Linked DNA regions of Homo sapiens: region 1 is linked to region 2. Evidence: chromatin loops called from intact Hi-C (ENCODE). Cell type or tissue: gastrocnemius medialis. All regions are shown on one strand. Each heading gives the region's core, and the rest is flanking DNA. Links, peaks and the distances in the headings are about the cores only. Region 1 holds the start of GNG5B (G protein subunit gamma 5B). Region 2 overlaps RTL9 (retrotransposon Gag like 9).

Evidence for each region. Hi-C counts contacts between places; a loop is a spot of excess contacts. Peaks named below come from ENCODE experiments on the same cell type or tissue, not always from the same donor. Only the 100,000 strongest peaks of a DNase experiment are listed, where the experiment ranks them.
Region 1: a loop joins it to region 2, with 3 times the contacts of the local background. A loop is called at or near these places in 8 of 110 quality-filtered maps.

The regions. Positions count from the first base shown.
Region 1 is chrX:110,336,308-110,352,158 of GRCh38, forward strand. GNG5B (G protein subunit gamma 5B) reads right to left here and starts at 10,666. Exons shown (of 1, transcript NM_001396022.1): 1 at 10,147-10,666. The coding sequence starts at 10,602. The coding sequence ends at 10,396. It also overlaps a transcript of AMMECR1 not described here. RefSeq lists enhancers at 5,138-5,287, 5,298-5,357. In gastrocnemius medialis, for the core only: no CTCF peak of the experiment used is centred there; no DNase peak of the experiment used is centred there.
Region 2 is chrX:110,400,141-110,415,991 of GRCh38, forward strand. The region is part of intron 1 of RTL9 (retrotransposon Gag like 9); the gene reads left to right. It also overlaps a transcript of AMMECR1 not described here. Among named protein-coding and RNA genes, the nearest start is that of RTL9, 49 kb to the left of the region's middle. RefSeq lists an enhancer at 7,888-7,937. In gastrocnemius medialis, for the core only: a CTCF peak has its summit at 8,200 (motif pointing left); no DNase peak of the experiment used is centred there.

The sequences.
Region 1 (15,851 bases), core at 5,166-13,165, 62 kb before region 2:
TGTATATATACCCCTGGTGGTACATGAGATGATTTTAGGTACTCGTAGATGAACATTATTTATTTTGATGTGTATTTTTTTAAAAAAACATCTCGACTGGGTGTGGTGGCTCACGCCTGTAATCCCAGCAGTTTGGGAGGCCGAGGTGAGTGGATCATCTGAGATCAGGAGTTCAAGGCCAGCCTCGCCAACATGGTGAAACCCTGTCTCTACTAAAAAAACAAAACAAAACAAAACAAAACAAAAAAACAAAAAAAATTAGCCAGGTGTGGTCGCATGTTTCTGTAGTTCCAGCTACTCAGGAGGCTGAGGCAGGAGAATTGCTTGATCCCAGGAGGCAGAGGTTGCAGTGAACTCAGATCACCTGGGCAACAGAGCAAGACTCCGTCTCAAAAAAAAAAAATCTAATATGGAGCCCATGATTTCATGATTATTATTGCTTTGATGAAATTAATGTAGGAAGAGCCATGCCAAGTCACTTTCCAGAGATCAATTTGGTTGGCCAAGAATGGACTCTGGATAGGCTTATGGGATGAACCTGAGGTAGGGAAGGCTGCCACCCCCAGGAATGAGAGATAGAATGCCCAAATGCCCTTCCTGTAATTTATGTTATTCTTGGATATGTCAAAAATCATGTAGGTTTTATACACAGATGGAAATATTGATTTGACTCTCTTGCCTTTGAATTCCTTCCACAAAGAAATTATTTTAGAGCCTGTAAACATCTAAGGAAATGGCAGGTCCTCTTGGTGGTTAAGTGAAAAGCCTCTAGAGTTAGTCATTCCTGGATTTGAATTCCAGCTCTGCCATTTAATTGCTATGTGACCTTGGGCAAGTAGTTTAAACCTGTCTACACCTTAGTTTCCTCATCTGCAGAGATGGGTACTCTAGGACCCATTTCTTAAAAGAGTTATTGAAAGGATTAAATGAGATAATATATGTGGGAAGTACTTTTCCTAGTGTCTGTCACATAGTAGGTGCTCAAAATACATTATAGCTTTAATTATTCAAGTTTTCTGGGGCAGTTTCCATTTCAAATATTCTGTTGTGTTTTTAGACTATTTGTTCTCATTTGAAATTCTAAAATGTCATCACTGTATTTTTCTTCAGCATTTGAAGGAGGAGGGTTTGTTTTTTCAGGTATAAAGACACAAAACTGCCTCCACTTTCTACACTTGATTTGAAAATCTCAATCCTAGTCAGAGACATCTTATTAAGACCCAAAGCATAGGATGGCTACTATAAATAAACAGAAAATAAAGAGTATTGGTGAGGATGTAGAGAAAATTGAACTCTTGTATACAGTTGGTGGGAATGTAAAACGGTTCAACCACTGTGGGAAACAGTATGGCAGTTCCCAAAAAAATAAAAAATAGAATTATATGATCCTTCAATTTTGCTCATGGGTATATACCCAAATGACTTGAAAACAGTGTCTTGAAGAGATATTTGTACACTTATTTTCATAGCAGCATTATTCATAATAGCTAAAACAGGAAGCAACTCAAGTGTCTATCAACAGATGAATGGATAAGCAAAATGTGGTATATACATACAATGAAACATTATTCAGCCTTAACAAAGAAGGAAACTCTGCAATATGCTACAGCATGGGTGAACCTTGAGGACATTATGCTAAGTGAAATAAGCCAGTCACAAAAAGACAAATACTGTATGATTCTACCTATATGAGGTACTTAGAATAGTCAAAATCATAGAGACAGAAAACAGAACAGTGATTGCCAGGGACTGAGGGAAGGCAAGAATGGGGAGTCATTGTTTAATGGCTACAGAGTTTCAGTTGTACAAGATGAAAAGGGTTATGGAGATGGATGGTGGTGATGGTTGTTTAACATGATGATGTGTTTAATACCACTGAACTATACATTTAAAAAGTTAAGATGGTACATTTTATGTTTCATGTATTCTAACACAATAAGACATTTGAGAAAAAAGAAGACCTAAAACAGACTTGTACCCACAAAGAATGGAGAAGGGAAGAAGAGTGATCTTTAAACACAGAAGTACCAGGCAGTGAAATTTTGAGTTTTCCTCAGAAGTACAAACAATGAGTGGACAGACAAGAAGCCAGGGTGGGAGAGACCTTTCATTGGGTGTGACCCTTCATTTCCAGTTCTACTTGAAGATTTTGCTTTAATTAACACAAAGGTGAAGCTCAGATTGTAGATGGCCTGACATTGCTTATGATCAGCCGTTTTTCTAAATTATCTAAACCTCATTATAATTATACATATGAAATGCCTGGTAATAAAATTGCATAGTAATTACACAGCCCGTAACATCAGTATTCAACCTGCAGGCTCCAGCTGCCCTCTGATATTCATTATAATCAGGTTTCGCCTGTTTACAAATGGCAGGGGAGGTAAATCCACTCAATGGATTTTGTTCTGGAATCTGTATGCCCTCCAGGGTCAGCTGAAACTCATAGAAAATTGTCCTTTAATATTTGAATCAATATACATGTATCCAAACCATATCCTTCTTCTTCATCAACTCTCTAGTTCTGGATACCTAATTAGATTCATCAATTCCTCCATAGCCTTCCTGAGAGAGAGGAGAATTAAGCAATGGGTCAGCCAGGGAACTGCCTGGGGTGCCAATTTAAAAGGGATGTTTAAAAATCCCTGGAATAAAACATAAATATGGTGCTGCATACCTTGGGTTTCTGCCAGTACTTCCTAAAGTAATTGGTGAAATGAAAATTGGCCACTTCTTTCACCTAAGGAGGCTGGGACCTTTGAGTAAAAAATTAAAAGCAAAAGCAAGCCAGTCCTCACTGGTGCCAACCACTCTATTTTCGTGACAAGCGCGTGCAAGTTAAAGGGTGTGCCACCAACGGTGAGATTAGCAAGATGGGAGTTGCTGAAAGTAGGCAACTCTCCACAATCACCTGATATTGAGAAACAAAATACTGCATGTTGCAATGCTCTTTATCAAGAATGAAGGGTTCATTTCCTTATCTAAATTTTAAATCCTCTACTATACCTTCCCCAAAGTTACCTGGTTTGGAGAATTGCAAAAGGACACTGAGGACAAAATAAAAACTACAGAAAAGTGGAAAATGGTTTGTTGTAAAAAAAAAAAAAAAAAAAAAAAACAAAAAAAGGAGAAATTCTAAGGTCTTTTGAATGTGATTTTATTTAACTTATTTATTTATTTTTATTTTTATTATTATTATTTTTTTGGAGAAGGAGTTTCGCTCTTGTTGCCTAGGCTGGAGTGCAACAGCACGATCTTGGCTCACTACAACATCCGCCTCCTGGGTTCAAGCGATTCTCCTGCCTCAGCCTCCCGAGTAGCTGGGATTGCAGGCATGCGCCACCACGCCCGGCTAATTTTGTATTTTTAATAGAGACGGGGTTTCTCCATATTGGTCAGGCTGGTCTCGAACTCCCCACCTCAGGTGATCTGCACACCTCAGCTTCCCAAAGTGCTGGGATTATAGGCGTGAGCCACCACGCCTGGCCTGAACGTGATTTTATAACTATATACCTGTAAGTTATCTGATTTTATAATTATATCCCTGTAAGTTACTGCCATTATATTTAGTTTTGAGTGACAAAACAAACAAAAGAAATGAAAGTAATAAATCAGTAATTTAAAATGCCAATTTAGGATTTTTTGCTGTAGTTGAAGGCAAAACATACACACACACACACACACACACACACACACACACACACACACACACAACATATTGGTTAAGCTCATAGGCTCAGATGTGAGCCTACCAGAGATTAAATCCTGGCTCCACTACTTACTAGCTGTGTGATCTTGGCTAAGTGACTTAAACTTTGGGCCTCATCTATTAAATGGGGATGATGATGGTGGTGGTGATGATGACGATGATGACGATAACAGTGCTCACCTCCTAGGATTAAATGAGATAACGCATGTAAAGTGGTTAGCATAGTTCCTGACATACGGTAAACACTCAATAAATGATAGCTATTATTGTTATAAGTGTAGGTAGTGAATTTTTTATTTCAAACATAAGGAAAAAAGACATACACTATTTAAAATAGAAACTCAGTCTCTCCCTACTCTCATTAAGTAAATGTTGACCAAATATTTTAAATATATGCAGGTGAAGAGGCACCAGAACATAAGCCTGCCTGGGGCATCCACATTGTCTCATCCAGTCTTGCTGAGGAGGGCAACTGTGGTACAATCAAAAGAATGCTAGATTTTTAGAACTGGAAAATCTGGCTTCAGGTCCCATCTCTGCCACTTAATAGTTACTAGTGTGACCATGAACAAATCATATAACCTCTCTGAGTTACAATTTCCTCATATGGAAATGAAGATACCTATGTTATAGATGGGTGGTGAGGACTGGAAAAGGTTGTATGGAAAAGCATCTGGCACATATTAGGCATTCAGCAATTGTTTATTGACTCTGAATCACAGAAAGAAAATAATTCAATGGAGATTTTAATACTTATCTGTCATCAAGGATGATGGCACAAGTTTCTGAGCAGCACTGATTTTGCCTCAAACTAGCTTCTGCCATTTCTTGTGAAAAGGTCAATATTACTGTCATATCCATAAGGCTCCAAGATGTAATTGTGTATGCCTGCTAAGACTTTTTAAAACAGGGTGATAGAGTTTGGCTTAAATGCCAGCACAGACCTTTCTACATAAATGTAGTACTGAAAAAGTGCTGAAATATTCCAAAGATGCTACTATTAATACCAACTTCAAAAATGATGAGGAAGTTGATGGCAGCAACTATAGTAACATGTTTTAGTTTTTTATGTTTTGTTTCACTTTGTTTTAAGTCACTGGCAAGATTATAGTCCAATTTGTCCTCTATTGACTACTGAACAATATTGTTTGTGGAACATTCCTGGAATCTGTTTGACTGTAACATAATCTGGTTTTGTGTACATAAAATTAGATTTAATACAGAAATAGGAGAAGTGAACAGCATCAAAATAATTCCAGAATACTCATAGGCCTTATAAAAATATTTGACAGCATTAGCTGACTTCCACTCTGATAGTTACGGAGCAAATTTAGCAGTCTCTAGAAGCTCTTACTCAAATATATAGTAATCCCCCTTTATACATGGTTTCACTTTCAGTGGTTTCAATTACCCACAGCCAACTGTGGTCCAAAAATATTAAATGGAAAATTTCAGAAATAAACAATTCATAAGTTTTAAATTATGGACGATTTTAAGTAGGGTGATGAAATCTTGCACCATCCTGCTCTGTCCCCTGAGACATGAATCTTCCCTTTGTCAGGGTAACCACGCAGTCTAAACTACTCACCCATTAGTCACTTAGTAGCCATCTCAGTTATCAGATCGACTGTTGTGGTATCACAGTGCTTGTGTTCAAGTAACTCTTATTTTACTTTATAAGTTCCCCAGACTGCAAGAGTAGTGAGGCTGGAAATTCGGATATGCCAAAGAAAAGCTGTAAAGTGCTTCCTTTCAATGAAAATGTAGGCCAGGCTCGGTGGCTCACGCCTGTAATCCCAACACTGGGAGGACGAGGCAGGTGGATAGCTTGAGTTCATGAGTTTGAGACCAGCCTAGGCCACATGGTGAAACCTTGTCTCTACAAAAAATACAAAAATTAGGCATAGTGGCACAGGCCTGTAGTCCAAGAGGCTTGGGGGGCTGAGGTGGGAGGATTGCTTGAGCCTGGGAGGTCGAGGCTGCAGTGAGCTGAGATCGTGCCACTGCGTTCCAGCCTGGGTGACAGAGTGAGACCCTGTCTCATTTTTAAAAAACAGAAAAAAAAATAAAAGCTAAATATTCTCAATTTAGTAAATAAAAAAAACTTTTATTAAAGTATATTGCTATAATTGTTCTATTGTTATTAATCTCTATATTGCCTAATTTATAAATTAAACTTTATCATAGATATGTATGTATGGGAAAAAACATAGTGTATACAAGGTACAGTACTATTTGCCATTTCAGGCATCCACTGGGGGTAATAATGTCAGACAGATGACAAAGTAATGTATAAAGAGCCTTTTAGAATCAATAACTAAAAGACCATTAAAAAAGTGGGCATACATTAAAATGAATATTCTTTTTTTTTTGAGACAGAGTCTCACTCTGTCACCCAGGCTGGAGTGCAGTGGCCGCAATCTCAGCTCACTGCACCCTCCGCCTCCTGGGTTCAAGTGATTCTCCTGCCTCAGCCTCCTGAGTAGCTGGGATTACAGGCACACGCCACCACGCCTGGCTAATTTTTGTATTTTTAGTAGAGACGGGGTTTCACCATGTTGGTCAGGATGGTCTCAAACTCCTGACTTCATGATCTGCTTGCCTTGGCCTCCCAAAGTGCTGGGATTACAGGCATGAGCCACTGCACTTGGCCTAAAATGCATTTTCTAGATGATTGAATAACAATAGTCCTTTGCTATGAGATAATGACTTGGTTTATGGCCTTAATATACTACTTAATTACTTAAGACATTTATTAATAGAATGATAAATGCATAGAGTAACCTGTAAGCATGACATACTTTTGCTTTCAGTAGTTTCATGTAAAGAAAAAAACTTGAACCAACCAAAAAAAGTCCAGGACCAGAAGGATTCACAGCTGAATTCTACCAGGGGTACAAGGAGGAGCTGGTACCATTCCTTCTGAAACTATTCCAATCAATAGAAAATGAGGGAATCCTCTCTAACTCGTTTTATGAGGCCAGAATCATCCTGATACCAAAGCCTGGCAGAGACACAACAAAAAAAGAGAATTTTAGACCAATATCCCTGATGAACACTGATGCAAAAATCCTCAATAAAACACTGGCAAACTGAATCCAGCACCACATCAAAAAGCTTATCCACCATGATCAAGTGGGCTTCATCCCTGGGATGCAAGGATGGTTCAACATACGCAAATCAATAAATGTAATCCAGCATATAAACAGAACCAAAGACAAAAACCACATGATTATCTCAATAGATGCAGAAAAGGCCTTCGACAAAATTCAACAGCCCGTCATGCTAAAAACTCTCAATAAATTAGGTATGGATGGGACGTATCTCAAAATAATAAGAGCTATTTATGACAAACCCACAGCCAATATAATACTGAATGGGCAAAAACTGGAAGCATTCCCTTTGAAAACTGGCACAAGACAGGGATGCCCTCTCTCACCACTCCTATTCAACACAGTGTTGGAAGTTCTGGCCAGGGCAATCAGGCAGGAGAAAGAAATAAAGGGTATTCAATTAGGAAAAGAGGAAGTCAAATTGTCCCTGTTTGCAGATGACATGACTGTATATCTAGAAAACCCCATTGTCTCAGCCCCAAATCTCCTTAAGCTGATAAGCAAATTCAGGAAAGTCTCAGGATACAAAATCAATGTGCAAAGATCACAAGCATTCTTACACACCAATAACAGACAAGCAGAAAGCCAAATCATGAGTGAACTCCCATTCACAATTGCTTCAAAGAGAATAAAATACCTAGGAATCCAACTTACAAGGGATGTGAAGGACCTCTTCAAGGAGAACTACAAACCACTGCTCAATGAAATAAAAGAGGACACAAACAAATGGAAGAACATTCCATGCTCATGGGTAGGAAGAATCAATATCATGAAAATGGCCATACTGCCCAAGGTAATCTATAGATTCGATGCCATCCCCATCAAGCTACCAATGACTTTCTTCACAGAATTGGAAAAAACTACTTTAAAGTTCATATGGAACCAAAAAAGAGCCCGCATTGCCAAATCAATCCTAAGCCAAAAGAACAAAGCTGGAGGCATCACGCTACCTGACTTCAAACTATACTACAAGGCTACAGTAACCAAAACAGCATGGTACTGGTACCAAAACAGAGATACAGACCAATGGAACACAACAGAGCCCTCAGAAATAATACCACACATCCACAACCATCTGGTCTTTGACAAACCTGACAAAAACAAGAAATGGGGAAAGGATTCCGTATTTAACAAATGGTGCTGGGAAAACTGGCTAGCCATATGTAGAAAGCTGAAATTGGATCCTTTCCTTACACCTTATACAAAAATTAATTCAAGATGGATTAAAGACTTACATGTTAGACCTAAAACCATAAAAACCCTAGAAGAAAACCTAGGCAACACCATTCAGGACATAGGCGTGGGCAAGGACTTCATGACTAAAACACCAAAAGCAATGGCAACAAAAGCCAAAATTGACAAATGGGATCTAATTAAACTAAAGAGCTTCTGCACAGCAAAAGAAACTACCATCAGAGTGAACAGGCAACCTATGGAATGGGAGAAAATTTTTGCAATCCACCCATCTGACAAAGGGCTAATATCCAGAATCTACAATGAACTCAAACAAATTCACAAGAAAAAAACAAACAACCCCATCAAAAAGTGGGCAAAGGATATGAACAGACACTTCTCAAAAGAAGACATTTATGCAGCCAACAGACACATGAAAAAATGCTCATCATCACTGGCCATCAGAGAAATGCAAATCAAAACCACAATGAGATACCATCTCACACCAGTTAGAATGGCGATCATTAAAAAGTCAGGAAACAACAGGTGCTGGAGAGGATGTGGAGAAATAGGAATGCTTTTACACTGTTGGTGGGACTGTAAACTAGTTCAGCCATTGTGGAAGACACTGTGGCAATTCCTCAGGGATCTAGAACTAGAGATACCATTTGACCCAGCCATCCCATTACTGGGTATATATCCAAAGGATTATAAATCATGCTGCTATAAAGACACATGCACATGTATGTTTATTGTGGCACTATTCACAATAGCAAAGACTTGGAACCAACACAAATGTCCAACAATGATAGACTGGATTAAGAAAATGTGGCACATATACACCATGGAATACTATGCAGCCATAAAAAATGATGAGTTTATGTCCTTTGTAGGCACATGGATGAAGCTGGAAACCATCATTCTCAGCAAACTATCACAAGGACAAAAAACCAAACACCGCATGTTCTCACTCATAGGTGGGAATTGAACAATGAGAACACTTGGACACAGGAAGGGGAACATCACACACCGGGGCCTGTTGTGGGGTTGGGGGAGGGGAGAGGGATAGCATTAGGAGATATACCTAATGTAAATGATGAGTTCATGGGTGCAGCACACCAACATGGCACATGTATACATATGTAACAAACCTGCACGTTGTGCACATGTACCCTAGAACTTAAAGTGTAATAAAAAAAATATATATATATATATAAAAAGAAAAAAACTTGAAAATAGTAATACCTGAGGACACATGGGAACAACAGACACTGCAGAGGGAGGGTGTGGACCAAGAGCTGTAAAACTACCTACTGGGTACTCTGCTCACTACCTGGGTGACGGGATCATCCATACCCCAAACCTCAGCATCACACAGTATACCCAGCTAACAAGCCTGCCCATGTGTTCCCTGAATCAAAAATAAAAATTGAAATAATTTTTTTAAAAAGAAAAATACAATAGTATTACCCATAGGACAAAATTTGTACTATTAGCAATAATTATTTTGTGTCTCATTTAGAAACAATTTGACTTTTGTTCCAGAGTTTAAATTTTGACAAAAATGGTTTTGAATAGATCTTTATAACCTGATGCCATAAATACAAGGTTCTCTGATACCTTCATTTATTATATCAATATTGGGCCTAAAACAGTATTCTGTAAAGCTTAAGTTGGTATTAACTATGATCATCTTGATGTCTATGATAGATAATAAACAAGGTCATACATACCTTACTAAGCAATTTTGGTTTTTCACCAACATTTTATTCTTTAAAAGATTTACAGTAACACAATTATTTAGCATTTCAAGTTGTGTGCTTTATTTAGCAAGTGAGAAAAAATTGGAATATTGAAGTATTTGCATAAAAAATCAAATGGTAGTGTTTTATAATCTCTATTGTATTTCCTATTAAATTTTTATATGTTACTTTCCCATTGTTCCTGAATTTGTTATCCTGTATATAAACAGAAACATGGATGAGTCAAAAAAAAGTGGACATAGGCTATGAGTAGATTATTCAAAAAGGAACTACAAATGGTCATATAATCAATAAACATATGAAAAAGTGTCAAATATCACTAGTATTCAAAGAAATAATAAACCACAATAAGTTACTAGTTTTCACTAATATGATATTGCTAAATATCATTTTTTAAAACTTGCACACTAAGTTTTATTGTATGCTGCTGCCAATGTATATAAAACAATTACCCTTGTGAAGTAGAAATTCATAAAAATTCAGAGGTAGATGTTAAGGACAGACAAAAGTAGAATTTTGTATATTACAGCACATGTGTTACAGGGATAAGCTTTTGTACAGGCTTCAAATGTATCTCTCTTGAATATTCACTGGATCATAAGAAGTGGTTTGGGAAACCTTTGAAAGATTCATTGTACTACAAAAAGGAACAGACTTTCTGGGGTCTGAAGGGATTTGTACTTGAAGATACTCCAGTCAGCAGAGGGTCATGTTGAGCATTCTGCAGACAGAATTGTTTCAAGTCTGCAGCTGCCTGGGAAACTTTTACGCTGTTGAGCCCGGCCTCCAGCTGGAGCTGTTGAACCACTTTCTTCGTAGCGGCGACGCTGGAGAAGCCAGACATGGTGAACGCGGGGGCCGGGCCGATTCGTGGGTCGGTGGGTCGTGGGCCGTGGGTCGGCGGGGCCGCTAAATATCATTTTTAAGATGCTATTAGAAGGGCTCAGGAATACCAGCATTCCTATACATTGATGATACAAACTTTATAGCAGGCAATGTGTGTATTGGTACCTGACATATAGTATTCCCTCAGTAAATATTTCTTCAATGAATGAATAATTTTGTTGCTGACATTAAAATAAATTTTCAGACATTTTGACAATGTGCCTTGGCACAATGCTCTGAATTCATAAAAACTGCCACTGAATCTTACTATTGTTGGCTCCCAACCTTGTGGAAGTTTATAATGCCCTGCTATTGTTAGCTTGCTTTCATGCCATCTTTCCCCTTTCTTCGAAATGCTGTATGGCATATATATTTTTAATTAAAGTGCCTCATGTATAATTTTGTTTTGAGATATTTTCAAAAAAACTCATGGTGAACCTCAGGATAATTGTAGCCACCTTAGAGGGTTGCAGATTTTGGGCTGGGAAGCAGCCCATCTTGGCAGCCATCTGTGTGATGCTTTTCAATTGTTAGTTCTTCGCTAATTCTGTAATGTATTCTTCTCACAATGTGAACAGATCTTTTCTGTCAATAAGGAAAGCATAATTTTGTTAATGATAGGTAAGCACCTTATTATCTGTATTTGGCAGGCTTAGACATATTGCTGTCTTTTGGAGAAAAACAGCTGTTTCCAGATGTTATTAAAGCAGGCATTACCACTGACAAAGCTTTCTCACAAAGTATCTTACAACAGTTCTGTGTGCTGTCAGAGCTGCTTGTAACAAAAATTCTGTGGGAGTTAGGGCCCTGTACTTTCTAATTGCTAAGTGCTTTGATTACAACCTCCTGCTCAGATATTACAGTGAGTGACATTTCCATCTATACACATGATTCCATCTATACAGATTTTCTTCTCTTATAATCACATGGCTTCAGTGTTATGACACTTCTGATCTTTGTGAATACTTGCCCAGAATTCTGACACTTCCATTAGTAGCACACAGACAGTTTGGACCTGTTGGAAATTGACACAATGTATTTTGCTTATTCTGGAAGCATTAATTTTAATTTCTCTTTTGTGAATTTATGTATGTAAACGTAATCATCTGACTACATGGTTACCTTTTTTTGGCATTTCTCAATTATTTTGGCCCATTTCTCATCCAAAAGAATTATTATTATAGCAACTTCTCAGTACAAAAGATTAATTATTGTAGTAACTTCAGTGCTCTTTTTCCACCAGATCAACAGTTACTTTGTATTTAATAAGCTTTTCAAGGCTTTTGTTGAACTTACTGATTTCGACTTCAGTCTTCTTTTTCATTTATTCTTTCAACACTAGAACCCACCAGGAAAAATTATTTAAAAGCTGGTAATAATTTAGATGACTTGTTTTTCCTTCTGACCTATCTAAAGAAGTCTCTTTTTGACTAAGTACTTAGCTTTCCATTCTGTCCCTATAACCTAGAATTCAACAAAACACTCACGATCCATGCAAACTATGAATTTGCTTTAAACTACACATTTACATACTACATTGTTAAACACAGGCTTTGAGAGAAAAAGCACACTGCAACTAGAGACTTATGATATTATCTTGAGAGCAATTATTAAAGATTTTTAAAAAGTAAACCAGTGATACTTCCATCTCTTGGGTTATTGTATTGCTATTAAGAAGAATGAGGTAGATTTTTATTCAAATGGAAAGATATCAAAAATATACTGTCGAGTAAAATTAGAAAATCACAAAACAATATATAATATGGTATAATTTATGTAGAAATATATATGTATGTGTATGTGTTCTTATGTATAATTCACATTTATGTATATGCATAGAAAAAGGTCTGGATGGATATAAGTCAAATTCTTTTCCTTGTTGCTAACCCTAAGAAAGGGGAAGTAAAATGGGCAGGGAAATGCATATGAAAACAGGTTTTTACTTTTCACTTTTTGTAAAATTTGAATTTTTCACAAGTATATATTACTTTTAAAAAACTAAAAGCCCCTTATGCCATTTGCTGTTATCATCCCCAGGCCTGAACTGTTAAATGAGCAAAAGAAATTCAGTGATAAGATCTCATTGGCCTTAAAAGAAGAAAATAAAAATAAAGTAACAACAATAATAGTTGCCATTTGTCCAACAATTATCTTGAGTTAGATATTTCACAGGAATTATCTAATGCATGCCTTATAATAACCTTGAAAAGTAGGTTCTGTACCCGATTAGGTATGAAAAAACTAAATCTCAGAGAGATTAATTCGTCAGAGGCCACATAGCTGGTCTCTTAGCCTGTTGAGGCTGCTATATCAAGAATACCCCAGATTGAGTGGCTTAAACAACAAACATTTATTTCTCACAGTTTTGGAGACTGAGAAGTCCAAGATTGAGATTAGGGTGCCAATGTGCTCAGTGTGGTGCAGGCCTTCTTCCTGGTTTCCTCACATGGCAAACCCCATTACCTCCTAACCCCAGTTGCCCTCTCAAAGGTCTGACCTCCAAATACTACCACATTGGAGATTAGGGCCTCAACGTATGAATTTTGAGGCAAACAAAGTTCAGTTCATTTGTGTTTTTATACCAAATTCAGCTGGTAAAAGCAGTTGGGCAGGAATTTCAACCTGGATTTATCTGGCTCTTAAACCTGTGTTGTTATTACTGAACAACATAGCCTAATTGGAAGTACATAAATGGAGTTTACGATGGTGTCAGGGACTGTTTTTAGTATTTTTATACTGTTCTTAGTACTTTTTGTATATAATAATTCATTTATTCCTCACAACAATTCTGAGTTAGGTATTATTATCATTATAGTTTTATCATCTTAATTTTTCAAAATGAGGAAACTGAGATACATACACATTACTTGTCAAATGTGTAAGAGGCAGAGCAAGGATTTGAATGAACCCAGGCAGTCTTATCATACATGCCACTGCATCTCTAGGGATCATGTATAAGAAAGTCCTGTATGTGTCTCCCATTTCGCATTCTCCCATCAAGGAGATTAAGGAAAAGATGACGTATACCGGTAGAACACAGACTTAATCAAGCTAAATAAAGTCATGGCTCAAAGAAAGCCTGCCATCTTATGTTTTACAAATGAATTCTTAAGTATCTATACAATTCTCAGTAGGCTATCTTTCAAAAACACTTCCATCTGAAGTGAAATGTTCCCAGTTTGAAATCCAGAATAAGGTATAGGTCTGTCTCTTAAGGCATTCTCGCCCTGTTTTGAGAATATGAAACAGAAGAATTGTGCCATACCAGAAGAGAGAAAATAAAAGTGGGCCTGAGGTTTCCATCTTTGGTGAGGGGCTTCTAGTTTCAAATAAAGTTCACCTTACTCTTCAACCTGATAAAAAGCACCTATAGAGACCCAACAGATAACATCATACTTAATGGTGAAAGACTAAAACTCTTCTGCTAAGATCAGAAACAAGAGGAGGATGTTCACTCACCCCACTTCTACCTAACACTGTACTGGAAGTTCTCAACAGGGCAATTAGGGAAGAAAAAGAAATAATAGGCCTCCAGTTTGGAAAGGAAGAATTCAAATGATCTCTATTTGAAGATAGCTTGATCTTATACATAGAAAACCCTAAAGAACCCACAAAATAACTATTAAAGTAAATAAAAGCATTCAGCAATTTGCAGGAGAAATATACAAAAATCAGTTGTGCTTCTACACACTAGCAATGAACAATCTGAAAATAAAATTAAGAAAACGATTCCAGGCTGGGCATGGGGGCTCATGCCTGTAATCTCAGCACTTTGGGAGGGTGAGGTGGGAGGGTTGCTTGAGCCCAGGAGTTTCAGAACAGCCTGAGCAGCATAGTGAGACCCCCGTCTCTACAAATAATAATAAAAAAAATTAGCTGGGCATGGTGGCACGCACCCTGTGATCCCAGCTACTCAGGAGGTTGAGGCAGGAGGTTCACTTGAGCCTGGCCAGTTGAGACTGCAGTGAGTCATGATTGCACCACTACATTCCAGCCTGGGCAACAGAGTGAGACCCTGTCTCAAAAAAGAAAAGAAAAGAAAAGAAAGGATTTCATTGCATCAAAAGAATAAAATAGGAATAAATGTATCCAAGAAAGTGTAAGAATGTACACTGAAAACTATGAAACGTTTTTGAAAGAAGTGGAAGAAAACATAAGTAAATGGAAAGAAATTCCATGTTCGTGGTGTGCAGGAGACAATATTGTTAAGACAGCAATACTACTCTAACTGATCTATAGATTCAACACAATCCCTATCAAAATCTCAGTGGCTTCTTTGCAAAAAATGACATGATGATCTTAAAATTCATCTGGAAATGCAAGGGCTCCAGAATAGCCAAAACAATCTTAAAAAAGACATTAGTTGGAGGATGCACACTTCCCAATTTCAAAACTTACTAAAAAGCTACAACAATCAGTATGGTACTGACATAAGGATAGACATATAGATCAGTGGAATAGAATGAAGGGTCCAGAGATAAACTCTTACATTTATGTTTGATAGATTTTCATCAAGGGCACCCAGACATTTCCACGAGGAAAACAGAGTATTTTTAACAAATAGTGCTGAGACAACTGCATCTTCACATGCAAAAGAATGAGGTTGTACCCCTTCCTCACACTATATACAAAAATTAACTCAAAATGGAGCAAAGATCCAAATGTAAGGGCTAAAATTATAGCACTATTAAAAGGAAACATAGATGTAAATCTTCATAGCTTTGAATTAGGCCATACTTTCTTAAATAGGACACCAAAAAACACAAGCAATAAGAGAAAAAAATGATAAACTGACTAAATCTTAATTAAAAACTTTAATGAATCAAAGGAAATGAAAAGACAACCCAGAGAATAAGATGTGAAAGTGTTTGCAAACCATGTTTGATAAGTACTTGTATCCAGAATATATAATTCTTACACAACTCAATAAAAAAAGACAACCCAATTTAAAAACAGGCAAGGCAAAAGATCTGAATGTATGTTTCTACAAAGAAGATACACAAATGGCCAATTAGCACAAGAAAAAGATGTTCAGCATAATTGTTAGAGAAATGCAAACCCAAACCACCATGAGATACCCCTTCATACCCTCTAGGGTGGCTATAACTTTTTTTAAAAAGAGATAATAACAAATATTGGCAAAGATGAGGAGAAAATGGAACCTAAAGGGAATATTAAATGGTGCAGCCTCTGTGGAAGATTGTCTGG
Region 2 (15,851 bases), core at 3,438-11,437:
AAATAATCTCTTACACACACATTTGGGTGCAATTTCTAAAATTGTTTCTGCAAAATAGTATTATGTGCCACTGAGTAGATATCTTGTATGCCAGATATTACTGTTCCTGCCAGGCTAAATGTTCAAACAACATGGAAGCCTCAGTGATAGCCAATCCATTATTTATCTACCTATATTCACTTCAGTTGCCAAAACTATTCTAAATATAAGGAATCCCTTCCTTAGAGGCCCCAATATGGCTTTCCGTATTGTTCTGAGTCCTTTCTAACTGGTTAATGCCCATGCCATATTGGTTATCATAAATTTTGAATAGCATCTTTTCTCTGCTCAGAAGTGTCGCTCAGTAATACCCTACCTCTTCTGACTCCTCCTACAGTGTAATCTCTCACCAGTCCTCACTACATTCTGAACTGATGTTCCAGCTCCACTTAAATCTGTCATGTTTTGTTCCTTAACATATGCTATTCCCTTTACTTGGAATACACTCTCTTTCCTTGTCTGCCTAACAATTGCTGCTTGTCTCGCAAATATTTTCTCTGTGAAGCTTTCTCAGTGCCCTTAGGTACCCTCATGGCCCTCCTGAATTTATCTCTATTATAATGTTTTATATTTTATGGCAAGAGTTTGTTGGATCTTTGCCCACTTGAATGTGAGCCCCTTGAGAACAGGGACTATTTTATTTATGTCTGAGTCTCTAGGGAACAAAAGAGGGATTCAGGGCTTATGTGGTAAATGAATCAATGAATGCTCCCAGTTCTTCGTCATCTTTAGAGGCTACTTCCAGGGCTTTTAAATTTGGACTCCCTTTTCTTCCAAGAGGTGGTGAGAGCAGGGTAGGTGGACATGATATTTAATGAATTTCTTTTAAGTGCCAGACATTGTGCTGAACCATTTACACAAACAATCTCACGTCTCAAGTCGATGTTTTTATTTTCATCCTCGTTTTACAGATGAAAGTGGAAAATTCAGACCAGTGACTTGCCACATTCAGAGGAGTAACAAAGATACATAGCAAGTAGGCTGCAAAGCTAGGATTTGAACGTAGGCTCCAATACCTGCATCAGCTCCCTTGCACTGTGCACTCTTCCCTCGCTTGTGTGTATGGTGAGCAGAGTCAGCTCTGGGCAAAATGGTGAAATAAGCCAAGTTTGTCTTTAGTGTCTTCAGACTCCCAGTGTGTCTCGGGGACTCAGTACTACAGTGCCACCTACATGCTGCAACACCTACTATGGCTCCTACAGGCAGCCCATCCTGCTGAGAGCTTCTCCTTCCTAACTCCTCTAAGACCTTGACCTCTGGTTTGTGTTTTCTGAAGGTAAACTGCCTTAACCTAACCTTTTCCAGAGCACATATTATATTTATTGGTGCCTTCCCAGAAAGCAATCTTTAGCTTAGGAGCAGGTAGCTCCCACGGGAGGCATGTAGGTGTTTCTGTGTTGTGGTAAGGGGAAGGGGTTGTCTGGGGGCCTCTATCAAGATACACCATGGAGGCTTCTCCTACAACCAAAGGGTGTTTGGCCCCTTTCTCAGATGGCTGAGGGCCCTGGAGTCAGATCAATAAGCATTTGAATCTTGGCTCTGCCATTCACTGATTGCATGATTTCCCACAGTTAATCTCAGTGAGCCTTCGTTTCCTCCCCTGTAAAATGGATCTAATAATAGTTCTCATCTCCTAGACGTGTTGTGAGGATGACATGAGATAACACACTTACGGTGTCCAGTACAAAATAAGCATGTAAAAATGTTAACTGTTCCCTTAAATCAATTTTTAGTAGTCTTCTGCCTCACCCCCATAACCATCCAGGTCTCTCTTCGCTTCCTTGTTTCTCTTTTCCTCTTCTCACCAACAAGTCTCTTTCTTCAAAGTCTCCCTTTCCTTTCCCAACTCCCTCCCACCAGTACGCTCAACCTTTGGCAACCCTCTGTCCCACACTTTCCAGGTCAATCCCAATTTCAGATAATCTCTCTTGATATCAAACTGCATGACCTGATTTGAATCGGAAAACAGAGTGAAACAGAGTCCCTTGCTCTGAGGAATGTTGCTATGGTCTATCTTAGATCAAGAAGACAAGAGCTGCCTTGGCAGCCCTACATCATAATCTGATGAGCATGAAGAAGGCTCACCTTGCCTATAAATATTTGTTTTTTGCCTATGAGTGATGCCAGAAACCGTCATGGTCGGCATACAATTCCTTTGAGTCAAATTGCAAGGTTTGTCTGTCAGGGTTGCCTTGGTAAGGCAGGGTTATTATTTATATCTGAGTGCAAATTCCTTGATCAGAGCCTTTCCTGTCAGGGAGAGGAGACGGAAGGGTTCCAGGGAGCCTACTCCCCACGGAAGAGGAAGGCTGTGCTAGCATGGATGGGGTATGTGAGTGTGGGAGCTCAGCTGACTGAGAGCTGTGTCCCCGGCTCCATTTTGCCTAGGGGCGAGCCCTGTGTGTTGCAACAGATGTGTGCTTTGGAATCACCAAGGTTGGGAAGCCAGGCCTCAGAGGGAGTGGCTGGAGGCTGATCTCATCCTGAAATGATGTGGGCTTGGATTCCCAGAGGGTGGAGAGGAGGACCAGTCCAGAGAGAAGGACATGCTTTTGGAGGGAGGTCTAAAGACAAAAAGAGGGCTTTAGTTATTTTTTGAGCTTAGGTGTAGGTGATGGTTGGGGGTAAGTGACAAAAGAAAATAGGTCCTGAAAGGGGGGTGTCTCCTTTCATGATTAGGAACAGAAGAATGAACTCAAGGACTGCCCCCTTTTCTTCAGGAAGCAAACAACTTCTGAGGGTGTGACAGGGTTCACTGGGTGTTCCCCTTTAAGGGAGGTTAGCCCCTACGTGAAGCTGCTTGGCTGGTAGAGGATAATTGGGTGTTCCCCAATCCAGATAAGCAGAAGCTCAGGTGCCCCTCCCTGTAGGCTTTTCAGCTTTCTTTATCACTTGCTAGGCAGGCCCTGCCATCCTTGGGAGTAGGTATGAGAGAGGGAGTTGAGAGGCCAGGCTTTCCCTGCCCCTGTTCTTCACAGAACACAGCTGAAAAAGGAAGGCCAGAGATGTGACACCCCCCAGCCCCAGGGATTCTACCACACATTGCAAACCTCACAGAGGATGCTTATTCTACAAAATTTGTGGGCATATTCATAGGTACTATGGAGCTAAATAATTTGAAAACAATAACAAAACCCATTTACTGATTATTTGGTTAATAAAGACCTCATTCCTTCAAAGTATGTTGCTAGGAGCCACTGAAAGTGGACTTGACCTGAGGAGCAGCAAGGAGCTTCCTCCTGCTGTATACACAGACACACACAGACAGACAGACAGACACACACACACGCATGCGCGCACACACATGCACATGCCCGGATCCTTCTCCAAACACGTCCATGATACCAGGGCAGCAGAATTGGGGCACATTAGAGACACAGGCTCTGCCCACATTCTGAAGCTCCCTGTCATTCCCAGGTCTTGGTGCTTGGCCAGACTCCCCTTACCCAGACTCATAGCCTCATAGCTATCATTCCAAAACCCCAAAAGCTCTGGAAACTGAGAGCCTTTGTACGTTTATGACAAACTCATTTGGCAGCGCAACTTGAACTGACATGAGGTTATTTATAGTCTTTATTTTTCACACCCTGTGTGAATATTCATGTGTTTTTGCTCCAGAAATATCAATGTACTTGATTACTGGGTACTGCCTCAGACCCCACTGGAGGTGATATATATGTGCTGTATACACCCAATCGCCTTTTAAAAGTCCAAAGCATTCTGAATTCCTTCAATTATACTAAGCCTCCCACTGTCTTATAATGATCTGTTTGGCATGTCTCCCTCATTAGCCTGTGAACTTCTTCTCCAGTGCTCAGCACACAGTCCAGCATGGGGTGGAAGCTCGACTAATGTTTTAGGAATGAAGAACGAACAGTCTTTAGTGATTCCGGAGACTTGTTGTCATGTTCTTTCTTACATCTAAACTAAAGTACGTCATGCTACCATTCGTTTATTCTGTGCCATCAATAGCGAGGAAGAACAGTTGGTCAGGCTCCTTCATTTTTTTTCCTCTTGAGGCTAAATCGTCCTTATAATCCTAATACCTTTAACCTTTTCCCCTAGATCCTCTTTTCCAATCCCTTAATCGTCTTCATTGCTGTCTTCTGAAGTCTTTACAGGTTCTTTCCTTCCGAAATTGTGGCCTAGTGCTTAGGATAGGGCTGCAAAGAGCCCAGCTATTACACATAATAGGCCTCTGGTTTCTATGGTGCTTTTCCGATCAGTTTCATTTGGCTGGGCTAAGAAGCTTTGCCTTTAAAAATACACTCGCAGGACAAACTCCAGGGGCATGAACAACTTTCACCTGAGCATGCTGGTTGGTAATAGGAAGGGAAAATAGCACTGTCTGATCATAAGAAACTGTAATTACGAAAGCTGAAAGCAACAGGTAACACATGCAGTAGGCACCTGTATACAAAAACCACTGTTGATAATTACGGTACCTCAGCCTATTATTTTTACCTTGGGAGAACCGGCCTTGTTTGTGCGCATCATGTGCCTTTTCTCTCATAAGGTTGCTAAAGGCCATTTCTGACCACTTCCCATTAAATTCAGGGAGTGAACCTGACTCTGTCAGGGTTGCTGAAAATCACCGGATTAAGTTAAACTCACTAATTAAGCCTGTTAGACTTCCTGTAACTCACGATTTTTCTTGGCATAAGTAAAAACATTTCACTCAGAGGCAAAATGTGTTATATTAATAACCAGGAAACAAGAAAATACACATAGTAGCATTTTCGGAAGCAAATTCTGTCATCCGCATTCTGTTGAAACGGCCATTGTCATTTCTCCTAATAGCCTAAAGTGTTTACTTTTGGGGTGGAAACTATACATACTGTGATGGAGATTCAGAGATACGCTTTTGTCAGTTAAATTCGAAAAATATATTCAGGTGTGCTTGTTGTGTCCCCCCCCCCCCCAAGCATGAGTCAGAGCCTTTCATGGGGTTTTGTGTAAATGTATTTTCTAAGAGGTGCTGTTGGGATTTTGCATACAGGTCATTCTTTTTAAAAAGGTCACGTTGCAATTTTTCTATCCTTTCTTGTGTTGTTATCCCTCAGGGAAGAAGATGTAGAATGCCAAATTGCAAAGGGAGCTTGTAAAGAGGGGAACATTAAAATTGGATAACCAAGAGCTCCCAGAGAGGGCCTCAATGGCTGAAAGGAGCCCCTTCTGAGCAAATGGGTAGCAGCGTAAAAGCCAAATTAACCTGGGAGGAGAAGGTATGGAACTTTTGGAGAAACACTTTGTTTACCTCACCATCTTACCATATCCAGCTGGCTGTTTCTCCAAGAATGTTAGTGCTCCAGAAGGGAGGGAAACCTGTCCCCACTGCTAATAGAAGAGGCTGAAATTTTCTTTCAGAGTTTCCAGATGTCCTTGGCAAATGCTAGCAATAGTCATTCTCTCTCTTTTAATAATTATAATAAGCTGCTTTTTAAGGGAACATTAACTGTGTGGTAGGCTCTATGCTAAGTGTTTTATATAAGGTATCTCTATTAATCTTCACTATGATCCTTCCAAAAAGGTATTGCTATTACCCTCAATTTCCATAGGAGGAAACGGGCCCAAAGAAGTTAGACAACCTGGGCAAGGTCACCCAGCTAGTAAGTGGAGGAGCCAGAACTTAAACGCAGATCCACCTGACACCAACACCTGGTTCTGAACCATGGTGTGCAAGTCCTTGTAAAGTCAAACAGTCTCTTTAATAAGCTTGACTATATTTTCTCTTTTACCAAATCACAGAACATCTGGTCTGCTTAATTTTATGAGACTGTAATTACAGCAATGAAAAGGATGTTAGCCTACTCTGAAAACCCTAGCTGAAGGGCTTTCTATTGCTTTGTTTAGAGATTTGTTCTTTTCTCTCCACCTCCACCCCCGACTCCCCAAATTGGATAGTAAGTTCTTCAAGGAAGGTTCTGGAAAGTGGTTTTTTTTTTTTCTTCAAGTTCTGTGTTACATGTGCAGAACTTGCAGTTTGGTTACTTAGGTATACAAGTGCCATGGTGGTTTGCTGCACCCATCTACCCGTCACCTACATTAGGTATTTCTCCTAATGCTATCCCTCCCCTAGCCCCCCACGCCCCACAGGCCCCGGTGTGTGATGTTCCCCTCTCTGCTTCCATGTGTTCTCATTGTTCAACTCCCACTTATGAGTGAGGACATGCGGTGTTTGGTTTTCTGATCTTGCGATAGTTTGCTGAGAATGATGGTTTCCAGCTTCATCCATGTCCCTGCAAAGGACGTGAACTCATTCTTTTTTATGGCTGCATAATATTCCATGGTGTATGTGTGCCACATTTTCTTTATCCAGTCTATCATTGATGGACATTTGGGTTGGTTCCAAGTCTTTGCTATTGTGAATAGTGCCGCAATAAACATAGGTGGGCATGTGTCTTTATAGCAGCATGATTTGTAATCCTTTGTGTATATGCCCAGTAATGGGATCGCTGGGTCAAATGGTATTTCTAGTTCTAGATCCTTGAAGAATCTCCAGTGTCTTCCACGATATTTGAACTAATTTACACACCCACCAACAGTGTAAAAGCATTCCTCTTTTTGGTTCTGGAAAGTCTTATGCTCCTCTGCTTTCTATAGTTCTCATAGTGCCTGGCATGTAGTGTGTGCTCCATAAATATTGACTGATTGATGAATGTGTGGATGTTTCATGCAATAGTTTTTGGGTTGTTCAACACCATTTCTTAATGCTAAGCAAACAGGTTAGAACCTTCAAGATGTCTGTTGTCTTAATCTAGTTGCTTGCACTGAGGTAACTTTTTAATATCATCTCTGCACAGGAGCTGAATGCCTTCTTTGGCACCTGGATGATTGATTGTGTTTTCTCCTTTTCCTCGGAAAGCTCTGGTATTGCGCAAACGCTGCTTTAGGTGATTAACAATGCCGCCAACTTCACCAGTCACCTTTGCAGACAATTCTTGAATTTTATAGGAAAGTGGGAACCTGTTTAAGTATAGTTTCTAGTTAATTCTGCTTCCCCATCCTGGTTTGCTCAATGCTACATAAAAGATTTTCTTTGTGGAATGAGACAGAATAGAAAAAATAAAAATACATTCTCAATGGCTGGGTGAAGAGAGTCCTTGAGATTTTACCAGCTTGGTATTTCTCACTGTTGGAACTTCAACCCAGGATGCAGATTCATCCTAGTGAGCCTCACAGGAAACTCTGCCTTGGTCTAGAAGATACAGTGCAAATATATAGGATAGGACAGGTAAGGTCAGCAGAAGCCACTTTTCAGCACATACCATGTGATTGCTAGAATAATACAAATAACAACCATTTACTAGCAGATTACTATGTGGCAGGTACTGTGCTAAGCATTTTCCAGACATTCATTATTGTTGCCATTTTTCCAGGTGAGCAAACTGCAGCTCAGAGAGTCTAAGTGAATTTCTTTGTCTTTAAGCAGTATGAGATAGACCCTGGACTTGAACTCAGGTCCATCTGATTCCAGAGTACATAGTCCTTTTGCTACAGTGCTTTGCAGGGAGCTGTGCTGGCTTCTCAAATGGTTTGGGGCTATCTGTGTGAGGCTGACAAGAAAACTATTTAAAGGCTGGTAGAAGAGGGCCCTAACAGAAGGTCTGACTCTCATTTTCTTTCTATTTGCAGAAGATAATTCTTTCCTGTTTCAATATCAGAAGGGGATCTAGCTGAAGGCAAAAGGCCACAGGGTTCTGGTGAGGCACAAGTTCAAACCTTGCTGTAGTTGGACCTGTTCTACTGACTATCAACGGCCTGGGTCTGTGGGTGATCATAGTGTCAGGGGGCTGGAGATTGGAAGTTCAGAGTGGAAGAGCTGGCATATGCCGCAAAATGCACCCTGTTGGGATGGAGCAGGAAACTCAACTGCAGCTGAGTTTAGTGGGGCACCCAAAGAGAGTGGCAACAACAGGTATCAATTTAGAGAAGCACTTGGCTTTGGTGAAAGCAGAAGTCCTGCCCAGCCTAGCTGAACTGAGCAGGAGCAGGTGAGGCTTAGGAGTCCTGCCAGGTGCTAGTAGCAAGGATGGGACTCTAGTCCTTGGAGGCAAGGGTGAAGGAGTTGGGAGCCTGGGAAGAACCAGACAAAATCCCAGTTCCACAGAAACTGAATGACTAGACTGGTGGCTCTCAACTGAGACAATACTGCCCCCTAGGGGACTTTTGGAAAATGCAAGAGGGTATTCAGAGGACTGGAAATGGGGATGCTAGATGTTCTCCAACGCCCACGACAGACTTGCAAAATGAAAAATAGTCTAGCATCCCGAATAATTTTTGAATGTTCTGCTGGACTTCCATGGAGCTGAAAACTGCTTTTCTAATTATCTAAACTTTTACTATAAATGTTTTATACCTAAGCATAAAGGGTTTTGCTTCCCCTGCCCCGACCCCACAGTTTTAATCAACTATTCTGTAAAGATATGGAAGATTACATGGTTACAGAGGATCACACAGACTCATTCACCATTTCAGGAAATCATGTCAACAATTGTGATGTTGCTTTTGGAATTAATCAATATAACATATCAGTTTGTGTCCATAACTGTTGCATTCATGGGGATTCTATATAAAGGCACAAGCTTCTGACTACTTCATTTAATCATTCAATGTAGTCCTGTGTGAGCATTTACAGAGTTAAATACATAGTGTTTTATTATGTATTGCTTTATTTTCTCTTTATGTGGCAGGACATATAGCTATCTTTTTGAACTTATGCGTGTAGGTAGGTTATAGTACCTAGAAATTTAATTTCAGGATAGTAAAGGGGTGAAGCAAAAGCAGATTTATTATAAAAGAGAGGATGTTAAGTCTGATAAGGTTGAACACCACTGTGCTAGCCTGATGGCTTCGTGAGGGCCAGGACCATGTGTTTTGCTTCCGTTTGGCCTAATTAACTGAGGTGCTTATAAATAATGAATAATGAATGTGGATGCAAGCACACAGCTGGAGTCAGGCATGTAGGTCAGCATAGTCGGGGTATATAAAACTGGCAGGAGATGGGGACTTTTTTTTTTGAGACGGGGACTTTTGATCACCAAAAGAAGGCAGGATCCCAGTTATCAGAAGAGAAACCATAGTTCAGAGTTTGCCTCAAAGCTAGAGCGTCCTAATGTCAAGGCCCAGGGCTTCCTACAGTCCTCTTATCTTGAGACATGCTGGAGCCAAGGGACTGACGTCAGATGGTCCCAGTGGTGAAGAGAGTTGTGTTTACATTCTCACTTGCTGGTATCAATCGTAGGGGCCCAAAGACCTCACTACCTAAAAAGAGGGCTGTTTTCCAGCTTAGCTGTACCTCTTTGCATTGTTTTGTCTGGCCAAGACAGAGAGGATACCAGGGAAAATGAGGCTCGAGTATTGTACGTATAATCTGTCAATGCCCTCCATGCCCCCATTAGGATCTCAGGCTGTCTTGGCCTTCAGGCAGATCCAGCTCCCCCATTTTTCTGTTGTTGCTGCTGCTGTTTTTTTTTTTTCACTCCCCTGATCCCATCAATAATACGTGTACTCCTTCCTTCTGGGTCCTGTCCTCAAAGGTAACTGCTAAATATCTGACAAAGGAATGGCTAAAGCCTTCAGGGCTCCTGATAAGAGAATGGGCTCCCACTTAGCAAGAAGGGCAGGGGGCAGCACCTCACTTAGAGATATGGTACATAAGTACAGAGGGAGGTATTGAACCACCTGTTGTCAGGAGCAGAAGGGACCCTGAGGTCATCTGGTTCACTAGATCCCAAACCTGGCTGTACAATGGAATTACCAGGAATGCTGTTGAAATACAGATGCAGTGTGGCTCCTAATCCTCAGAGTCTGATTCAGTAAGTCCGAGATGAGGACTTGAATTATCTGCATATTATTAACAGTATCACTGGTGATTTTGATGAGGAACCCAGTTAGGGAAACCACTCAGACTGACTTTCTCGTTTTATGGGTAGCCAGCTGAGTCACCGACAGGGATGATGACTCGCCTCGGGTCACAGAGCAAGTCATGGCAGAGTTGGAAATGGAACTCAGGGTTTTTCCTCCCCTGTATTGGTGGTGGGACGATCTGACATTATTAGTGTGGGAAGAAGGACCTTAAATTTCACTGTACAAGCTGCTGCTCACTCTGCCTAGAGGTAGAGGACAGAGGGCATCTTAAAGGTTGTTTTTCGTTATAATAAGCAGTACATTTACTTCAGAGTTTGGAAGTGAATCAACAAAATACCCATCAAGATTAGTAGGACAAGAGGAACTCGCCAATATCTTTGACGATGTCTATCCATAGAAAGCCAAGTGAAATAATGGAGGTAATTATCCACCTATTTTCTTTGAACACTTTGACCGAAAATCTCCTGGTAACTGAGGGAAAATAGGAGCTTTTAAAAATTGTTGTCTCAAGTAGCCTGAATGACTTCAACTCCCACTTTACTTTTCTTTTTCTGTGGAGATGCTCTCCCAGATGCTTGTCTCCTGGGGGTAGCAGCTTTCCACAGACAAAATGTCCACAGCTTTGGGAAGCATGGAGGGAGAAGGGAAACATTAAGTGAAATGGGATGTCAGGTCAAGCTGCGTTGGTGGTGATGTAGTCACCTGTCGTTTCAAGATAACCTTTTGGATCCTAGATATGTCGTAGCTGGGGCCTTGGGACAAGTCCCAGCAGCCTCCAAGCCACAAGCTTATCATTTTGGCGCAATTCAAGGCAGCCTCCTTGAAAAGCTCCACGATGGCAGCTGCTCCATCAGCAACTGGATGAAAACAATGCCAAATCTCTTTATTTAAAATTAGGCACTTCCTATTTTGGTTCCTAAATGGCAAATCTATCTGCTCTCTGCCTCCAGTCTTCTGTGTCCAAAGCTGCCTTAATGTGAGGTATTTCAGCAGCGATCAGCAAGTGTCTTCCTATTTATAAGCAGCAGAGCTGCCATGGGTCACTGCACTTGTATCTCTGAGCAAGAGAAGTCAGGGGGCCTATTGGAAAGGAAAAATACTGTGGCCTCCGACAGTGAACCTTGGCGTGGGTCAGGGAAGACTGTTCAAGTGCACCAGAGAATGGAGCTGTGATGAGTTCAGTTTTGTATCACTGGCATGGAAGTCAGTAGCCTCAAGATCTGGGAAGAGTTTGGTCACCACTAATTTGCTACATGACCCTGGGCAAGAGTCGTCCCTTCTCTGGGCTTCAGCCTCACCATTTCTGGGGAAAAGGATGCACCATTTAATACATGGTGCCATTTACTGTGACAACCGGCCTGCCACCAAAATATAAAGCTGAATCTTTATCTCACTCCTTATTCCAAAATATAATCCAATTAGGTCAGATTTAGATGTTAAAAAGAGAAACCATTAAAAGATTAGAAGAAGGCATAAGAGAATATTGAGGTAGGGAGTCTTTGCAAAGCAACGAGAAACTGTAGAATCTATGAAGAAAAAGAATGATAGATTTGACTATGCAAAAATTTAACAACCTGAGTATGGTGAAAGATATCTCATGCAAAGTGGAAAGGCAACATATAAACCAGGATAAAGTCACAACATAGAAGGAAGACAATGGTTTATTATTCAGAATACTCCACCAGCTCCAGTGTAAGAAGTGCATTATTTTCTTTACAGCACTTACCATGATTTACAATGACATGATTTAGCTACTTGTTTTTCTATTATTTCCTCTGCTTACATGTTAGCTTCATGAAAGCTCAGGTTTTGCTTACTCACTATTATATTTCTAGTGCTAGACTGGTGCCTGGCATACAGTAGGTACTCAATAAATACTTGTTGAAGGAAGGAATAAACGAGCTTCTGTAGACCAATGAGAAGATAATGAACAATTCACTAGAAAAATGCTCAAAGAATAATGAACAGGCAATTCACAGAGGAAAGGCAAAGGGCCTATGCCCTATTAAAAGGAACACCAATCAGTAATAATTAAGAAATGCAAATTAAAACAATATTGAGATGATTCAGATGTCAGCTTTTACCTCTCAAATTGGCAAAAATTTAAAAGGTCACTAAAACCCAGGGTTTGTGAGAATCTGGTGAAACAGCACACTCATTCACTCTTGATGCACATCTGGAGGGCAACTGGAAATGTTATTTGAGTCAGCAATTCCTGTCTTAGGAGTTTACCTTTGCAAAATGCTCCATGTATAAGGATGTTCATTTAAACATTATTTGTAAATAGGAGCAAATTGAAAAAACTAAATGACCTCGGTGAAGGACTGGTTAAATCATTTATAATACATCCCAATAATGACATACTAAGCATTACTATGCTAATGATTAAGAGTTTGAGCCTTGGTTAGACTGCCTAGGTTTGACTTCCTCCTCTAGCTTTTATGAGCTGTGTGACTTCGACCAAGTTTCTAACCTCTCTGTGCCGTTTCTCATCTGTAAAATGGGAAAAGTAACAATTCATGAAGTTGTGAAGAGTAAATGAGATAATTCATATGAAATATTCAGATAGGACCTGGCACAGAGCATTTAATAATTGCTACACATTACTATTCCAACTACTAGTATAATGATGACAATGACGATGTAGCCACAAATAAAGACAAGCTAGATCTTTAAATACTGATGTGCAATGATATCTCCAATATAGTATTGTGATAAAAGCAAGTTGCAGAAGAGTAAGTATAGTAGGATCTGATTTTTGTTAAGGGTATTATATGTTACACATACAGGAAAAGACTGGAAGGATAGACAGACTGTCAACACTGGGGAGTAGAATAGGAGAGGTAGATTTTCCCTTGAGCAATAATTAGAGTTGTTTGAAACTAGCATGTGCTACTTTTATAATAAACAAAAGATGTAAAGGGAAAAAAAAGCTCCGTTTGGAATTCCGAGGACAGTTAATCCCACCAGGCTTCACATCCCCCAGTTCTTGGCCACAGCCCAAACGTTAAGCCTCCCTGCTCGTCATCTGTCCTCTCCCATACCATCCTCATACTGCTCAGTGCTCCCATCCCTGCCACCCCGACTCATCCACCTCCCCACTACCGCCCTCTCTCACTCTTCTCAGTACCCTCTGGAAGCCCCCACCTTGCAGTAAACAATTCCCCCTACACCCTGGATAAATTTTACAGAGCACTATTGTCTACCTCCGGGCCTGGAAGTGCTGAAACCTGAGTCTCCACGGCGGATCTCACGGCTTTGCCACCAGCGCCCTCTAGTGGACACTGTCCACACTCCCACACTACAGGCACCCTAGGGCTGGGAGGTGGGGTCTGTGCTCTAGCTTCCCCTGTTTGCTTCCAGGCTGTTAGTCCTCCGTCCTCAGCCAAGAACTCCTCCTTCTCATGCCATCTGGCTACTTCTCTCCTCGTTGACGCTTCTTTATAACCATCCCCTCCTGGTCAACCCCCCCCCACCCCCACATTCAACGAAGAGTTCGACATCTGGCTCATTGTCTTCTTCTCCACCCCAAGTCCTGACATCATTCTGGGTGAGTTGGACATCCGTGATCCATGTACAGGACACACTCTCATCCTAGCCTTACCATGCTTCATCATCAGTCAGAACCCCCTACCATCTACACCTTGCTGGCTGGCCTCAACGCTCTTCTTTTTACCTCAGGAGGCTCTCCAGTTTTTTGAGCCCCCTCCATCCATTTCTTCCATCCCATCAGCCCCTTTCACCTTACTACCTTCCCTCTCCATCCTGGAACATGATGATGATGATGATAAGAATAACAACTAATATGTATGTGCCAGGCATATACTACCCATCTTATGACATCATTTCAGTAATCTCATGTTATCCTCACAATAACTTTATGAGGAAGATACTATTGTGGTTTTCCTTTTAATGAGGTGACTGAGGCTCAGAGAGGTTGAGTGACTTACCCAAAGTCCCACAGCAGAGATGAGATTTGAAGTCAGGTCTGTTTGCTTTCAGAATCTTGCGTATATCCCCAATTCCCTTGCCCTGTGTCTTTCTGCTGCATCCATGAGGCAAAATCCTAAGTCTGGATAAATTTAACTGACAGTTTCCTCCTCTGTGCTTATGCCCAGATGGAGGAACATTGCTGGAGAAAATCCCATCACTTTGTTGGTTAGTCCCACCAGAAAGTCATAGTTTCCAACCTCAGCGGGGCCCTCAACTCAGCTAAACAATCCTTCTAAGTAACTGTCCTGACAATAGCACTTGCAAACTTTCTCCACTGCCCTCTGGAGTCAGACTGTCTGGGTTAGAGTCTGCTTTGGCCACTTCCATGCTCCATACCATGCCAGCCTTTAAGAAAGGGTGAAGTGGAGGAAAAAGGATGAGGGGAAAGGGGAAGTGATATGTATCGAGTGTCTTCTAGGTACCAGCCACTGTGCCAGGTGCTTTGCATGCAGTGTTTCATTTAATCCTGCCAGCAGCCCTGCAAGGGCAATACTCTTGTTATTTTTGCTTTACAGAGGAGGAAGCTGAGGCACAGACAGGTTAAGTCACTCACTAACGTGACACAATTTGTATGTGGAGAAGCCATCTCATTCGTTTAGACCTTCCTTATCTTGATGAATTATTGTGACAAGCTGATAAATGGGTCCCCTGTTACCTATCTCATGCCCTACAATCTACCTTCCATTCTGTTGCTGGGACAATCTTTCTAAAATGCACATCTGACAGTGCTACTACTCTGCTTAAAGTCCTTCCAGAGCTTCCCCTCAGTCTTCAGAATGAAACAGAAACCTTTGATCTTAATGATTTGGCCCTGTCCTTCCTTTCTCACTGCATCCACTACCACTTGCCCATGCAGTCACACAGTACTATTTTTGGCCACCTGATGACACCTTGCTTTCTTCTGAAGAAAGAAGAAAGCATATATATATATATTCTCTGCCTCCCCATCCTCCACACCCTTTCCTGCCCACTTTAAATGCTCCTCTTCTGTGCTTTCACAGCATTCATGTTTATCCCAGTGTGTTATAATTTCCTGCTGTCTTCTCTGTTTCCCCCATTAAACTGGAAGCATCTTGAGAACTGGGATTGTGCCTTAGTCATCTCTGTACTCCCCAGGGCCGTAGCACCAGAGCCATGGTTAAATCTATGTTTGTTGAATGACTGAATTAATGAATGAATAGAGTGAATGAGAGAAGAAAAAGCTCTCACTTGGAAAGTTTAGTGACATGAGCTGTATGGTATCTGATTCTTGGCTGAAGCTGCTGCAGTTTTTCCCTATGACTACAGTGCTATAAAAATATGTCTGCACATGGATAAAGACTGGAAGAGAACTTTCCACACAAAACTAAGAGTTGTGTTAGAGTGGTGAGTGATGGATGCTTTTTTCCCCATTTTCAAAATGTTCTTTAGTGCTGCTTTTGGATTGTTTTGGCAATGTAGCAGACATTGTAGAAATGGAATTTGGGGCTCCCATGGAGGAATCGACAACCAATATGTATTGATGCCCAGTGTACTCTGCTGGGTTCTGGGTGCTGTGGGGAGATGGGTGGGTAAAGGCGACTCATTCTGACTCAGGTTTGCATGGTCAGGAATCTTGCCAATTACGTTGGATTTGCTGGAATAAAAAGATAACTTTCAAGAATTTTCCAAGCTCCTGGGTTGAGGTATTTCTTTTCTCCCAAAGCTGGGCCGCAAACAAAGATGGCTTTTGTTTGCAGTAAAATACTCATTCCTTCAATTTTGTCCTGCAAAGTGACTTCTATAGCTTTGGGAGTCAGGTTTGCTGAGTGGGGAAACTGATTGTCCATGCTTCATTGATTTAGAAATGACCAAAAATGTTTGCCTTTTCTGGCTCTTGAATAAAATGTTTAGGAATTTCATTGGCAAAATGATGAAATTGTTCCCTTTACTGCTGCAAGACTTCCAAAACTATATATCGTGGGTTAACT